2 separate regions of the Homo sapiens genome follow, and region 2 is linked to region 1. Evidence: chromatin loops called from intact Hi-C (ENCODE). Cell type or tissue: endothelial cell of umbilical vein. All regions are shown on one strand.

Evidence for each region. A loop is a pair of places that touch in the nucleus more often than their neighbours do. Peaks named below come from ENCODE experiments on the same cell type or tissue, not always from the same donor. Only the 100,000 strongest peaks of a DNase experiment are listed, where the experiment ranks them.
Region 2: a loop joins it to region 1, with 7 times the contacts of the local background. A loop is called at or near these places in 1 of 110 quality-filtered maps.

What each region holds. Positions count from the first base shown.
Region 1 is chr3:173,936,521-173,940,520 of GRCh38, reverse strand. The region is part of intron 4 of NLGN1 (neuroligin 1); the gene reads right to left. Among named protein-coding and RNA genes, the nearest start is that of NLGN1-AS1, 18 kb to the right of the region's middle. In endothelial cell of umbilical vein, no CTCF peak of the experiment used is centred here; DNase peaks (open chromatin) are centred at 1,170 and 2,150.
Region 2 is chr3:173,742,496-173,746,495 of GRCh38, reverse strand. All of the region lies in intron 3 of NLGN1 (neuroligin 1), which reads right to left. Among named protein-coding and RNA genes, the nearest start is that of NLGN1-AS1, 180 kb to the left of the region's middle. In endothelial cell of umbilical vein, no CTCF peak of the experiment used is centred here; DNase peaks (open chromatin) are centred at 1,785 and 3,235; H3K27ac peaks cover 4,000 bases.

The DNA of each region.
Region 1 (4,000 bases):
AATATTAAAGGCTTTGAAAGAAAATGAGGAAAGATAAACTGGTGTTGATTGAGTTAAAGAGTTCCATTATTTCCTCAAATGAGAACTAGGTATATATTGTAGACCAGGAACCTACAAGATATAACTATTTGAGGCCGGGCATGGTAGCTCATGCCTGTAATCCCAGTGCTTTGGGAGGCCGAGGCAGGCAGATCACCTGAGGTCAGGGGTTCGAGACCAGCCTGACCAACATGGAGAAACCCTGCCTCTCCTAAAAATACAAAAATTAGCTGGGCGTGGTGGTGCATGCCTGTAATCCCAGCTATTCAGGAGGCTGAGGCAGGAGAATCGCTTGAACCCAGGAGGCGGAGGTTGCAGTGAGCAGAGATCGTGCCACTGCACTCCAGCCTCGGCAACAAGAGCGAGACTCCATCTCAAAAAAAAAAAAAAAAAAAAAAAAAGCTATAACTATTTGAGTGTAAAATTTAAAAAGAATAGTTTTAATTTCATTCAAGGTTTTAGTTTGTTTCTAGTCCAGTGCCTGAAACATAAGTTTTAGTATTTTTAGTGGATTATACACAATGTGATTTTTGTTTAAGACCGAGTGATCATTTTTGAATTAAAAGTGCATTAAATCAATTTTTAGAATCCTAAACTAATGTCATTCAACTTCTTTTGGATAACAAAAATGGACTCTTGATTAGATATTTTAGGCATCAGCGAGGCAAAACAAAAACAAAAACAAAACCCAGTAATATTCCAAAGGAGATAAAAGGCTTGTTTCATTATTATTTGGGCAGAAAAGCAAAACAAGCATTGAATTCTCTATTAAAAGAAATTTTGAAATGATTTTTTTCATTTTTAATATTATTATAGTGAGACAAGAAAAGTGGATATGAAAACCAAATGTTAAAAACATTTTCCTGCCAGCTGGAAACCCTTATGTCTGTTTTGACAATCCTATCACACATATACAGACTGTCACAAAGGGAAAATCTTTCAGTTTCCTCTCAGGAAGATCATTATGTGCCTTTTTTATTGATTGTTTCCTGTGGTATGTATAATCCTCCTTGTGGTTTTGTGCTGTCCAGGGAACCTGTTGTGTGTAAACAACCACAGGTGATTAGCGATCAATGAATGATTTTAACCCACGAGATAAATGCAATAGGACATGGAACTTCATGTAAAGAGCTGTTTAGTTTTCATTCCCTACAGATTTAACTTGATTCTTTTCAGTTGAAGGGATAAGAACATGGAAAATCAATGTTGATGGTTGAGTCCAGCACAGTTGAGCTCTACTCAGGAGAACTCCGTTAGATAAACATTTCTAGCTGAAATTTTAGGGCTATACATATATACACACATATTACATATTTCTGGAAGCATGCGAAAACTACGTACATTAATTGATTTTTGGAGTAAGTGTTACAGGCTAGCTAAAGAAAGAGATGTGTGCTTTATATCATGTAACCTTTTGCTATGGCTTGCATTTTTTCTCATGTGTTCAGTCATACTTTAAAATATTTTTTTCAATTTTTTAAAATAGGTTCCTCTGGTCATTGTGTTGACAAGCTCGGTTTGGAAAGCATTGATTTACTTATTTCACCCCAAATTATATCTCTGACTCAGTTAGCTGGTAGAATGTTGTGTGGGCTATAGATCACCATCCCTAAATCCTGCTCTTGCCACTAAGGACATCTGTCATAAATCACTGATGCTGGGAGCCACTGAGTTGATGCCTTTTCTCGGTACTTCATACTGTAGGAGCTGATCAGATAAGAAGCAGAGTAGAAAAGAGGGGGGCTAAGGGCCTCCTCTAATCTGGAGGGTGTTTGTTCTAGTCCTCTTGTCAAGCTATAGTATTAGAGAAGCCAAATTAATGATTAATTACTCATTTGATCCTATCTATTACAAGCTTGAGCAGTATGCTTAGAAGTTTTTCCTTTGCACCTCCTTGACATTTTGTATGTGATAGCAGTATATGTCAACACGGGCTAAGTCACACTGCAGTAGCAAAGAACTCCAAAATCTCAGTGGTTTAATACAACAAATATACATTTATTGGTCATTATGCATGTTCACTGCAGATCACTGAAAGGCCTCTGCTCATTCTAGTAACTCAGCCACCAAGACTATGTTTCCATGGCAAATAAATGCTTCAGTACTCAGCATCAACAGTAAAGGGAAAAATAAACATGCTGAGTCATGCTCTGGCTCTTACATTTTCTGCTATGGAGGGGCACTTGCTCACGTTTTATCCTCTAAAACAATTCGAATGGCCATACCTAACTTTGAGGCACTGGAAAGTATCATTCTACTCCGAGCCTGAAAAGAGGAGAACTGCAATTCTTGTGAATAGCATTAGTGACTACTCAACCACACTCAAAATATGATGCAATTTCTGTTTTCCATGCTAGAAAGTGAGCTCCTTGAAGAAAAGGACCCTCTTTTAATCATCTTTGTATTCCCAGTGTTTGACAATTAATAGGTGCTCCATAAGTATTTGATAACATAATGGCCTATTTATGTTTATTGTTATAAGTGTTATATGTACTTAATATAAACCCAGATGGATTGTTTTTAACATCAGAACAACTACATTATTGGGTCACATTTACAAATATTACATTTTAAATTTTGAAATGTTAATGGAGCATCTAGGGTTAACTTTGAAAATGTAAACACTAATGTATATCTTCATACATAATTGACCAGAGAAATTGCCTTGCATTTTTTGATGAAAGACATTTGCTTCTACTATCTTATTTTGCGTTAATCACATTTTTACAAAACCCCAACATTTTGCAGAGATATAATGCAAAGATGTTACAGATGACATAAATAAAATCACTTGTCAAGTGATTAGTAGCTATTAGTAATTTATCTCTAACCATCACTTACTAAGGGATATGGCATAGATAAGCTGCAGATTATATGTTTTCTCCTGCATACAAGTCCTGTCTAATGTTTTCCATTGCAATTAATTTTAAAAATTCACAAAGTTCAGATTTTTAATTCTCAGTAGTAATAAATAACTTGCAATATAAAGATTTGATCAAGTTACACCTATTCTTTGAAGTATCATCATTTCCTGGACTCAATGATAAATCTAATCTCCCAATTTGAGCCACTAGTGAAGTTCATAAAGTATATTAATTTGTTCTCTGAGCTATAATCTTTGTTCTATTTGTATATATCTCAACACCTCTCATTGATGGGTGAATTATTTCATAAGCTCAGTAATCTGAAATCCAGTTTATAATGAAGAAAAAAAAGTACCTATGCAGCTAATATCATCACAGAGTTCATTAGCTGAAGTTTATGTACGCATAATTAATAGCTCATATTCTTACTCAGAGCCAGTGAATCCTAATTTTGGTCACATTTCTAAACATCTTTTTGGTCTGGTTGCTCACTGAATGCTCTGGGACCTATAGTGTGGGATCAGAGGAAGCTGAGGGGGATGGAAGAAGGAAAGTTATTAGTTCCATAATTTGACATTTTAGTTAATTTAGAAAACTTTCATTGTGTTTCTGTGTATACATATATCCCTGTGTTCAAATGAGTTTTATATGCTTTTTACATGCTACTTTAGTTAAGGAAGAAGCCTGTTTTATTTTCTTGTATTTCTAAATAGTGAAAATAAAAATGTTAACCCAATACAGATACAATAAAACCACTGTCAATTCAAAATTCTCTAATTTTTAAATATACTTACTGCCTAACACATAATGATGAATGCTGAAGCAAAAGCACCAATTTTCAGGTGAAAAACTGATGCAAGGAAGTCTGCCGTTTCCGGCTATAATGTTGTAACAGTGTGTTACAACTAAATAAGACATATACCTTGAGGACCTAAAAAATGATAGAATCAATACAGTAATTAATGAATGCTTATGCAAGTTAGTTCATTCTAAAGGTCCTATCTTCAATCTTGTGGCACCCTTTCAGTTGAGAATTTTAATGTAAAAACTTGTGAAAATACTGCAGTAAACTGCAGTAATAACGTCCAAGGGTTGCC
Region 2 (4,000 bases), 190 kb after region 1:
AGACCGGGACAAGGCTTGAATGACTGGAGGTCAGTAAGTGGAGGAGAGAGGATTAGGAGATGAGTCAGGAGTGTTAGGAAGCAAAGGGCCAAGTGTAAAAGGTCATATAGAGTCTAGCTAAGCATTTTAAACTTTATCTTGAGAATAAGAACAGAAAATGAAATATTTTAATGGGGATACCCATAAAATGAGATAAATTTTTTTAACTTTTTTTTGCTTGTTTGTTTTTGTTTTGAGATAGGGTCTCACTAGGTTGCTCAGGCTGATCTTGAACTCCAAGGCTCAAGGGCTCCTCCCACCTTAGCCTGCCAAATAACTGGTATTACAGGTGCATGCCACCAAGCGCAGCCTAAGATTAATAGGTGGGTATAAACTGTTCATTCCTTTCTGCTGCCTAGGAACCAGGAAAACAAGCTGTCAATCCTGAGAGAGAAAATCCTTATAATTACCTTTATAATCTACTGTCCAGTACAATGCCTCACTTAGAGAGGGCATTCAGTGAACACTAAGGTAGTTTTGAGTAAGTCCAGTGTCCTGATTGCAAACCAGTTACACACTTGGATAAGTGATTGCAATGATGTAAGCCTCAGTTTCCCTATCTGTGAAGTGAATGTTTCTAACTTATGGTTATCTGAAATTCCTTTTGAACTAATAGTCCATGATTCAAATTATCCTTTGTCAAAATAAAGACAAAGAAATCAGACCGCTTCTTTCTGGAGTATCTGTTCCCTGGAACTAGGTAACTGGGCCACCAATAGCCATGGCATATTGCATCCAAACACCTAGCCTGATGCTTGGAGATTTCCCTAAACACCTGCAGTGTGATCTAGGGCAAGCCATATAATCTCATCTATAAAATGTTAGGTGTGGGGCTGATGATCATCAATTAAAATTCCTTTCAGTCTCAAACAATGTATACTACCTTCCTCCCTATTCTCATTACTGATACTACACGGGTGTTTGTAAGTTTGCTTGAACTTTTGTCTGTTTAAAATAAATAAATAACCAACTCTTTCTCGTAAAAAAAAGCTTTAGATGTACTTAGGTAAAAAATATAAGCTAATTAATTTATTTAATTAAATTAGTAAATTGCTTAATGCTGATGCAATTAGCATAAACTAGGATCTCCAAGGATCTACTACTTTAAAAAAATGATGTCTGGTAACATTTTGGGGGTGAGTTCATGGAGATAAGAAAGGAAAAGAATGTTCTTTCAGTGGATGGGGAAGGCTGTCATCTGCTCTCCGTTTCCCTTTTTTCTTCATTCAATCTGTAATGAGGACATTAGTCACAAGCAAGGCATCTCTGAGCACAGAAAATATGGCAAGAGCTGACATCAAGTCACTAAGTTCTATAGACACTTCACAATAGATGATGAAAACAACTGCCATTGTGCTTGTTTGCCACGGTCTGCTCCATACAGAAGGCTCATCAGTTCTGGTTAGGGATGAGCCATTAAGAATGTGCATCATGGATCCAACAGTACCTCTTAGTTTCAGTTAAGTGCAAGGAAAGATAGGCGGTCTATTAACAATGTTGGGAACAACTGAAGTTGACAGTGCGGACAAAGAGTGATCAGTGTGATTCTGCTGTTGGTATACACGGTAGCAGAATAAGATATATCAGATCCATCCCAGCAGAGCAACAAAGATGTCAAAAAAAAAATAAATAAATAACAGCTTTTTTAGTACCACTGCCAATCAGTGGCCTCCACAAGAAACCAAAGGTGAGATCATAGGGAAAGGGAGAAGGAAAGATAAGGATGTGATACATAGCAAAATTTAATGATTTACAAAATTTTTGGCAGGTTTTACTTCTCTGAACAATTAAAGGAAGCTTAGTGTTCACACAATCATGCTTTCTAACGGTGGTGGTAGTGAAGATATTGCCTATTTAACTCCTACTTATCTCTCGGATCTCAGCTACGTTGTTACCTTTTCACAGAAGTCTTTCCAGATCTTTGTGACAGGTTCAAATCCTTCTAAAATATGCTGTTCTCTGTCCCTCCTTTCTGCAGCACCTGCTCCAGTCAGAGTGTCTCACTATTTTCTTGATTGTTTCTTTATCATAGTTTTCCTCACTAGGAAATATGCTCCCAGTGAGCAGAGAGTGCATCTGCTTTTACTTATCATTGCCTCCTTAAATTAAGCATAGTGTCTGGGCATTCAATAAATGTTGTGTAAAGGAAGAGGAAGAAAAGGAAGGGAAGAAAAACACTTTTTGAACACCTATTGAGTAGCATCCATTGTTCTGATGTGTTATATATTTCTCATGACAACCCTTCAAGTTGAATCTTCTTATTCCCATTCTATTGAATTTCAGAGAATAAAATTAATGGTTTTAGGTTTCATAACTAAAGTGGATAAAGCACAGATATAAATGTTGATTAGTTTGGCCCCAATCCATGCAATTTTTACCTTCCCTTACTATATCATGTTATATCTTTATGTAACAGAAATTTGTCTGAATTTCTAACTAGTTATTTTGAATTTATAATGAGTTATTTGTCTGAATTTATAAAGTCATTTTAAATTTAAAAAGTTGTGATATGTAGTGTTCAGAAATTGGAGTATTGACAACTGCCTCCTCTGACATGTTTTACTGTATAAAACATTAAACTTAGAATAAATGAAATCCAAGTGTCTGTCTCTGAACATTGAACTCTGCAGGCAGTTAAAGCAATTATATGGACTGAAGTTAACCCTGAGGGAGAGATGGGGAACCCCATCCAGAGTTCCAGAGTCAGTTGAACAATCCCCACTCCCTCCCCAACGAACTGTCCAATGAAAGGCCAGTAGCTTGCTGCTACTGTTATTTCATCCCTGTAACCTCAGCAAGGATGAAACATTTTCCACTTAGACATAGAAAACAGAATGTTAGCAATACCATTTTCAAAGGCTGAAGAAAAAGAGGAAATTCTAAAAAGAAAATGTCCTGTTTTTCTTTTCTTCTCAAATTCTATGTGAAAGAGGCAAAAATGTGAGCAAATGCTGTGATATATTAGATAGTAGAAAGCACTAACAGTGACACTGAAGTAGTATGAATAATAAGTAGCAGCTGTTCAAAGAAGAAAATATAATATAATATAATAGAGTAAATGGTGTATTTGTCCCTTGAGCTGCTGGTGCTTAGTCACTACGAAATCATTCTCACAGAAAACATAATTTAGACTACACTCTAGGACAAGCTACTCAGAATTCCGTACATGTTACAACTTGTTAGATGCTTGCATGATTTTAAATATTAAAGCCATTATCAAACATTAATGATAAAAATAAATCAAATTTAGAACGTAGAACTTAACTGTTACCATCTATTGCTGAAGTGTGAGTTTATTATGAGTCTTTAAGGGTCAACAGTAGAAAACTTCCATCAAGAGAAAGGTCTCAATAGCTGTTCCATGCAAGTTTTGGTAGCCTCAGCATATTGAGGAAAGCGAATAATTGCCTACACTGGCCTTCTGTAGCAATGCAGTTGTTATTAAGACATAGGTCTAGCCAGGCAATCTCTATATTGAAGATTATGGGTGTATGTATTTAAATACAAGTACATGCAAATAATTTTATAGACATAATACAAACAACCCCCTCAAATCTGGAGGAATAACTTAGACAAAATAGCATGAAAGAAATGTATTTTCTGCTTTTCTTAGGGATAAACAATGGAAACACATCCCTAAAACATCAACTAATATGAAAAAACCAGGGCCACTTTCATGGAAAACAAATTACAACTTTTGCTCCCTTGCAAAAATGTCTAGCACAAATCGAAAGTAAAAAAGAAATGTAGACTGAACTCTCAGGGGAAATTTGTTGCATCAAAATGTCATATAAAAATGAAATACTTGTTTTCTTAAATGACCAAAAACATGTTATGAAGGAAAATATAAAGGCTTAGAATATAGCTATAATATATCTAGGCATAAGAAAGAAATTAAAGAAATCTCTTAATCTTTCTGACACTCAGCTTCTTCATCTATGACATGGGAATATACAAGCTA